2 separate regions of the Homo sapiens genome follow, and region 1 is linked to region 2. A link is a contact called in ENCODE Hi-C data. All regions are on one chromosome and are shown on one strand. Each heading gives the region's core, a stretch centred on a gene start or an enhancer-like site at or near the end of the contact. The rest is flanking DNA. Distances are from core to core; before and after follow the strand shown.

Region 1 (3,727 bases), core at 570-3,069, 1.2 Mb before region 2:
TGTAAAGTGCATAGAATCTTGGCGGCACAAAGCAAACGCTGAGTGAAAGTATGTTATGTTCGTTTCTTAACACTTTCTTATTAACTGGAAAATCCTGTGGTGTTTACTTCTTGTTAGAGAGAAAACATTTTCCTTTTTTTCCAATAAATTTTGTCCTTGACAGCTATTCTTTGAGTGTCAGTCAGTCTCTCGAAACAGAGGAATGTCTGTATAGCTGCAGTGACATCTTGCCAGGAGAGCCTTTCTTTTCTTGGGACTTTTCATTTCCATTTCACAACATGGTTCTGGTCAGTACTTCTTTGGAGGGACTTCTGATCAGCCCAGATCTTGCTGCCTTTTTCCCCATATCCTGCCCCTTAAACTCCCATCCCACACCCTGCCCCTCGTAGACACTTTAAAATCCACTTGAACACCACAGATGAATCATTTGGCAAAGTAAACAATAATTTCTTCCCAGGGAACTCCTCAGGACTCTGTGGTGTTTTGACCATCTGCAGCCATGGAAACGACAGATGAAGTGTATGGTCATTGGAATGCTTTTAACTCGCGCTTCCTGTGGCAGAGACTACTAATTGCTTCTCAGTAGCCGTTCTCCCTTTCTTTATAAGAAAGTTTTAGCTGAACACATCACTGCCCCACTAAAACATTTCCCTTGTGGCTTGATGTTGCCATGTGAAAGCCCTGACCACAGAGATGTAAGCAGGAATGCTGTGTGTGTGCCTTCCAGGAATTCTCTTTAAACGAAGAGTACCAATTCTTCCTTCAGTCTTTCCTCTATCGTGATACCTTGGATATGAATATAATGGCTGGAGCTCCAGCAGCTATTTTAGACTATGGGATTTAAGACAGCAATTCTCAAAGTATAGGCTGAGGATACAGAGAACAAAAGCCTTGCTCAGGAGGCCCACAGAATCCTCCCTTTTCCAAATATATATCTATTTCAAGTCTAGAATTTTCTTCATAAATTTCAACCAAAACTATGAATATATTGCAACAGATTGCATACAGTGGCGTATATGAAATTCAAAATGTCTTCTATTAAGCCAGATAGGGATTTATAAAAATGTAAAAAGGTTATTCTTCCCACTAATTTTTTTGTCTTAGAAAACATAATTATTTTTCACAAATCCGTGTTATTGCTAACATGCAGTAGGTTTATTATTTGTATTTTAAAATGAAAATATGTAAAAAAATTTCTCGGTTTTAATTTTTACTATAGTAACTTACATAAACAATAGCTCTTTGCAGGCCTTAATGACTTTTGAGGGGGTAAAGGGATCCGGAGACCAAAAAGCTTGAAAGCTGGTTTAATTCCACACTCTATAAATAATGGGGAGATGAACTACAAAGAGCCTGAGTTAATGTCAACTTTTTTTTATGTGAGCAAAAGTTAAACTTCTATATGTGTAAGTCACTATTACTGGGGTGTTTCTGTTATATCAAGCAAAACTAATTTTTTTAACAGATACCTTCCTACTTCCATTATTTGAGTTGAGACCATGGCTAAGAGCAAAACAAAGCAATTAAAAGCTGACGATTTTTGTGAGACTCTTGGCTGGGAGCACTAGTTTAAACAAGATAGTGTGAAGCATGCAATCCTGGCTTTTTTTGTGTGCCTGGCATGTCGTAAATGTCTAAATGTGGATTCTGCAGAATCTCTGCATCCAGTGAGCCCTTGTGACTCCACATCTAGTTTTAAGGGAACAGAACTGGCTCTAGCAGGCTGATACTGGTGTAGCCAGGGTGGGAACAGGGATATTCTTGTGTGTCTGAGGACCACGTTCAGTCACACGGCTGCCCCGGTGCCCTTGGCAGAGTGCCTAAGATGGGGCCAGGAGGGGTGGAGCAGAGGCAGTGCCACTGGGAAAGCAGCCCTCCGTCTCCAAGGCACCTCCTCTGTGTTTCCTGCCTTCACAAAAGACACACAAGAAACCTAGTGGCTGATCACTGTCAGGAAGTAAGGGACACAGAATCTAGGGCTGTGGGAAAAGGGGACCGGGAGGCCGGGGGAGGCCCTCCCATTCTGAGCACAAGCCTTAGGAGAATGCAGAGGAAAGAATAGCAAAAGCTCCCTATGAGGCGAAACCCACTCTCTGCACCAAAAGGAAGAGACTCTGGTTTGCCATATAAAGTGCACACAATTCCCTTCTCTGACAGAAGACACGAGCAAAGGTGCTGGACTTCACAGGGCTTCAGCTGATCATTTCTAAAGTTCAATTTGCTGCTAGATCTTAAACCTGCTTTTCGTCAACCACTCAGCAGAGGTGGGGCAGAATTTTTTTCCCTCTATTTGCAAGTCTGTTTTAAATACTACATTTTAAATCATAACTCTCTTGAGAATAATATGGCAAATTTACTTTCTTTTAAGGCCCACCTTAAAATACATCAAATCACTGTGTTTTCCTCCGCTCTAGATTTTCTTCTCTTTCATTACATTGCCATAAAGAAATGCCTGCTTGTCTGTTGACCACTGTACCTCCAGCACCTATGATATTATGCTGGGATAGGGCTGGAAATGCCCCTCTACATATGGTCTGCCTGCCATCAGCAAAAGAAGTTGTTGTGCTTTGACAGAGACACATTCTGTGAGGGCCTTATGTAAGCCTGATGACCATAAGCAAATTATTTGGAAGAGATTATTTAAATTGTACAGTGGCAGGAATTAAATATTCAATTGCAATAAGTTTAACTGATTAAGATATTTACTTTGCAGATGATGTAATAACTGGAAAAGCATATCAGTGGGAAGGTGTCTGACATGTTTGGTTGAGAGAATATACTTGGAAAACATATGGAAATGATTGATTTTTTTTGCTAGCTCCCCCATAAAGTAGCTGCTTTGTGCCCACTGAAATGGAGCCATCGCACAAGGGCTATGATATGCATCGTGGGGGTGTCTCTGAAGAACTCAACCAGGGAGACCTGTCCTTGTTCGAGCTAGATGCATCCCACCAGGGTGTGCAGAGCCCATAGCTGCGGGGCCCACCTTCTCATTCTTCTCAGACAGTGATGTGTGCCGTGCTGGGTGTTCTAGGTTGCTAACCATGCATCCCTTCAACAGGTCTGTGGGATGTCCAGGACATAGAGGTGGTGGGTAGCAGAGATAAAGTGTATTTAAGTGTGTGTGTGTGTGTGTGTGTGTGCACATGTGTGTCCATGTTTTCCTGTGCTATGCAGTGGATTGGAGAGGCAGGACTCCTGGGTTAAATAAAGACAAGTCCGGCTTCAGTCATACTATTTGGAAGGAATTTCAAAATAAGTGCCCAGCACATAGTGGGCTCTCAGAATTGTTCAATGAGTGATTACAAGGTCATGGTAATAACATTTGCAATCCAAAAGGAAACTCAGATATTATCTCTTATAAATAGGAAATGGAAGCCCAGAAAGGCTTAATGAATTGCCCAAGGCCATACAAAAAGTTAGTGGTGGCAGAGCCAGCCTAGAGCTTAATTCTCATGGCTGTTAGTGAGTGCCCATCTCCCTATGCCATACCACCAAAGCTAGCCAATAAACAAAACAACCTTGAAGGCATTTTGAACCCACTTTCTGTGTCCCCATATCATTTATCATCATTTATTAAAATTATGTACTGATCTCTTTCCTCCACTCAGTTGTGAGCTCCTTGAAATAGGAACGTAAATTAATTCATTTTTTCTTCCCTTGTGCCTAGACCCAGTGCCTTCCACGTAGGGGGCACTTAATAACATAGAAAATTCATATTTATTTT
Region 2 (3,858 bases), core at 1,216-3,715:
CTCACTCTGAATCTTCCCTGGTCTGATAAAGCACTTTGAACTCCTTGGAATTAAAAGCACCACCAGAAGTGTGACCCTGGGTGGTGTTACCATTATTTATTGAGTGCTGCCCCCTAGAGGATTGAAAAATGGTCTGGCCGCTTGAGTCCCCAGGGATGGAAACCTGAGACTCACTCTCTGTCCAACTGCAGGAAATGAGGCCTTCACTCAAGGGGAGTGGGAAGTCTTGCAGCCCTGGTACAGAGGACTCCCAGGAAGTAAGTGAGCGTCCCCTGTAGGACACCGCTGAAAAATGAAAAGTTACAGTGTAGGCAACCAGGCCAGGAACAAAACTGATTCTTACTTTTCTCTACTCTGGAAGCAGCCTGATGGGGACCTTCATCCCTGAGACCCCAAGACCAGAAGTCCAGGGTTGTCATTCTTATGGTTCTCCAGTGGGCTTAGGTTTACCTTTTCTCTCTTCTTTCCCCCTTTCACAGTGCCCTTCACCTAAACCCTGGCTACATTATTCTCACAAACAGGAGTCTCCCACATTGGGCACTGGCAAAAATGGTTTGGCATGCCTGGTGAGTGGTGGGGAGAGGTGATATTAAATGGCCCTCTCTATTCAGGGACTGTCACTACAGATAGCGTTCTTTGTCCTTAGATTAGCATCTTGGCAATGACATAAACCGGGATCTCTGCTTAAGGTTAATAATCCAAACTGCTCTTTTACTTTGTTAAATATTTAAGGCTTGGAGTCATTCTTTACAATTGAGCTTTAAAGAGGAGAAATGTAAATCTGGAGTTTTTAATAATGTGGATGTGCTCTCAAGCCTAGAAAGGAAGGAAGAAGGAAGGAAAGGAGGGAGGAAGAGGAAGGAGGGAGGCAAAGAGGGAATGAAAGGTAGCATTTAGGCTAGCCAAGAGACATGCTCCCTGGAAGAACTCAGAGGCCTCTGTGCTGTGCCTTTCCCAACCAGGCATCTGAGATTAACAGTGTGATACTCAGCCTGTGGATTTCCACTCTAAAATCCCGCGCCACCCCCCAACACAGCTTGGCTCAACTATTTGCAAATCACTTCTGATTCAATTTTGTTTTGGTTATCTCAGTGTAAATAACAGTTAAGTGGGAGTTACAGATTTTTCAAACACTAAAAGTGATAAAGCTAATGGGCAAGTCCAGATAAGGAGGGAAACCACCCAGAAGAATCCACAAGTACAAGCCAAGAAGAAAATGGGTAGTCAGGTGTGTGTTTCTCGTCACCGAAACTGTATTTTTCTTAATCTACAGAAAATTTTACTTTCTTAATTTAAAAAAAATCTTAATCTGTAAATATTTTTCTGAATTTTCTTATTTTTCATATACCTCTTTTGTGGCAGAAAAGGTGTACATGTGCAGGGTGTAATTTAGGCTGTTTCTGTTGCAGTCTTTATGATAATGTAGTAATAGGTGTCTGGTGAAGCAAGACAGTTTGGAATCCACAAAGCCATCCTCAGAAACAAAGATACAAGTGTTTCCCCAACTGTTAGCTTGCAGTTCCCTCTAAACAGTTTTCACGCCTCCATTTAAAAATAGTTGGCATAATGATGTTTTCTTTCTCTAGGCTTTGTGACCACGTTTCCATGGGGGAAAATGTGAATAGACGTAGTTACAGTAGCATTTGGATGAGACGCCTTCAAGCACCTATACTTTTTCGGGGGAACTTGATGGAATCCAATTTAATTACCTGAAGAAATTATTTGCTGAAGAAAGTCTTTCCTCTTTTTAGGGTAGTTACAGTTAAAGGCGCAGGGGTAACGAAATCCTAACCCAGAGAGGAGCAGAGCATGTTTGGGACATAACAAAGGATCTGAGTAGTAAACGCAGCGAGTGTTTGGGGTTTTATTCAGACCGGGCTGACGGTGTGTGTCGCCGCCACGCACCGCTGCCTGTTCGAACGCATGGCTGAGCTGCCGACCGGCTCGCTACCCCAAACACCGTACGCCACCCAACTCCTCTTGTAACGCCATCGCGCGTGGCATTGTGTTGGGTTCTGCGTGTGTGGCATCGGAGTCGTGGAATTTAGGGGGAACAAGGCTTTTCCCCCCGTCCCCCCGGGGTCTCCCTTGGGTGGGGGCGACACGGCCAAGGCGGCGCGCCCTGGGGGTGCCCGGGGGCGCTTCTTCCCCAGGGCGTTACGCACCGGCGGCCCGGCGCGGAGGTGCGCGGGGGCGATCGGGAGATGCGGGGCGGGCGAGGGGTGGTGGGATGGGCGCCGCCTTAACTTCGATCCTGCGGCGGCCCGAGAGAAGCCGTCGCCGCCCCGCCCGAGCTGGGTGCCGCGGCACTCTGCTCTGCGCCGCGCGTCTCCGCGGCTGCCTCTTTAATCAGGAACACAGAAGGGGCGGGCCCTGAGCCGGCGCGTAATCGGATAGCTCTGCCGCGGCTCTGACATCCACATGCTGCTCGGCCTGAAAAGGCAGTGGGGAGCCGGAGGGGAGGCAGAGATCGCGAGCGAGGCACCAGCCTGCAGCCGGCCCCCAGCACATCCTCAGCCGCACAGACACTCGGCGAGGTGGAGGTGAGGGCGGGCGCCAGCGAACTCGGAGAGGGGCTCGCTCACTCCCAGGCGATCCCAGCCGCCACCGCCGCCGCACCAGCAGCAGCAACAGCAGCAGCAGCTTCCTTCCTCAGACTCCCCTCGAGAGGCTGGCCAAGCGGGTGTAGCCGTTGGGGGAGGCTCCCGCCGGGGGAACCCGGCGAGGACAAGAGCAGGGCGGCCGCCTTCCACTCGGGCTGTCCGGCGGCGGCTGCCTCCGCCCGTGTGTCCGTCAAGGGTGCCGCGGGATGTGTGTCAGTTTACGCCTCTGAGATCACACAGCTGCCTGGGGGCCGTGTGATGCCCAAGGCAAGTCTTGGTTTTAATTATTATTATTATCATTATTGTTACGCTTGGCTTTCGGGAAATACTCGTGATATTTGTAGGATAAAGGAAATGACACTTTGAGGAACTGGAGAGAACATATATGCGTTTTGTTTTTAAGAGGAAAACCGTGTTCTCTTCCCGGCTTGTTCCCTCTTTGCTGATTTCAGGAGCTACTCTCCTCCTGGTGAGGTGGAAATTCCAGCAAGAATAGAGGTGAAGACAAGCCACCAGGACTCAGGAGGGAAACGCTGACCATTAGAAACCTCTGCATAAGACGTTGTAAGGAGGAAAATAAAAGAGAGAAAAACACAAAGATTTAAACAAGAAACCTACGAACCCAGCTCTGGAAAGAGCCACCTTCTCCAAAATGGATATGTTTCCTCTCACCTGGGTTTTCTTAGCCCTCTACTTTTCAAGACACCAAGTGAGAGGCCAACCAGGTAAGCCACTGAAAGTTTTTCTATTTATTGCAACATGGTTTCCCCTTTAAAAGTGACCGCTAAAGCAGGAAGGCCACGCAGAACGGCACAGAAGAAGGCTCCCTCAGTACTCAATAATTTAAAGAGAGATCCCAGCCGGCCCTTCCTACACCACCACGGCTGCTAAAACCCAACTTTCCTCTCCTGCTAGGAGTGTGTGTGTGTGTGTGTGTGTGTGTGTGTGAGTGTGTTTTGAAACAGAATTTGGCGGTGTTCATATGTCACATATGGACTGAATCAAAGGTTTAAAAATACTACAAAGCCTTTGCATTACAGTTTTTGGGAATTTTTTTTCCCTGTCTTGAAGCAGAACACATCTCCCTTGAGTTTCTCCAACTAGCCAGTGAAATATAAATCATTTGCATTCCCTCCACTTAGCTACATTGAGCAATGTTAACTGAAGGGCTTGGGAAAGACAAGAGTTTAGTTTTGGTTTTCAGATGCTGTAGATTCTTTGGAGAATGACTGGTTATGCTTCAGAATCATAAGGC

The links. A loop is a pair of places that touch in the nucleus more often than their neighbours do. Pooled maps may share reads with other maps.
Region 1: a map of endothelial cell of umbilical vein shows a loop between it and region 2 (8-fold over the local background). The contact joins the enhancer-like site here to the promoter of NRP2 in region 2. A Hi-C loop is called at or near these places in 3 of 168 maps with a recorded cell type or tissue (chondrocyte, endothelial cell of umbilical vein and sigmoid colon) and 2 of 50 pooled maps.

What each region holds. Positions count from the first base shown.
Region 1 is chr2:204,452,157-204,455,883 of GRCh38, forward strand. No RefSeq gene overlaps it. Among named protein-coding and RNA genes, the nearest start is that of PARD3B, 91 kb to the right of the region's middle. RefSeq lists enhancers at 1-972, 1,878-2,378. Within about 2 kb of position 1,820, at least 16 of the 41 ENCODE cell types and tissues checked have a DNase peak (open chromatin) inside an H3K27ac peak, as active enhancers do; they include endothelial cell of umbilical vein and sigmoid colon, where a contact is called at or near this core.
Region 2 is chr2:205,680,036-205,683,893 of GRCh38, forward strand. It overlaps NRP2 (neuropilin 2), which reads left to right and starts at 2,466. Exons shown (of 17, transcript NM_003872.3): 1 at 2,466-3,328. The coding sequence starts at 3,256. RefSeq lists a silencer at 1,867-1,986.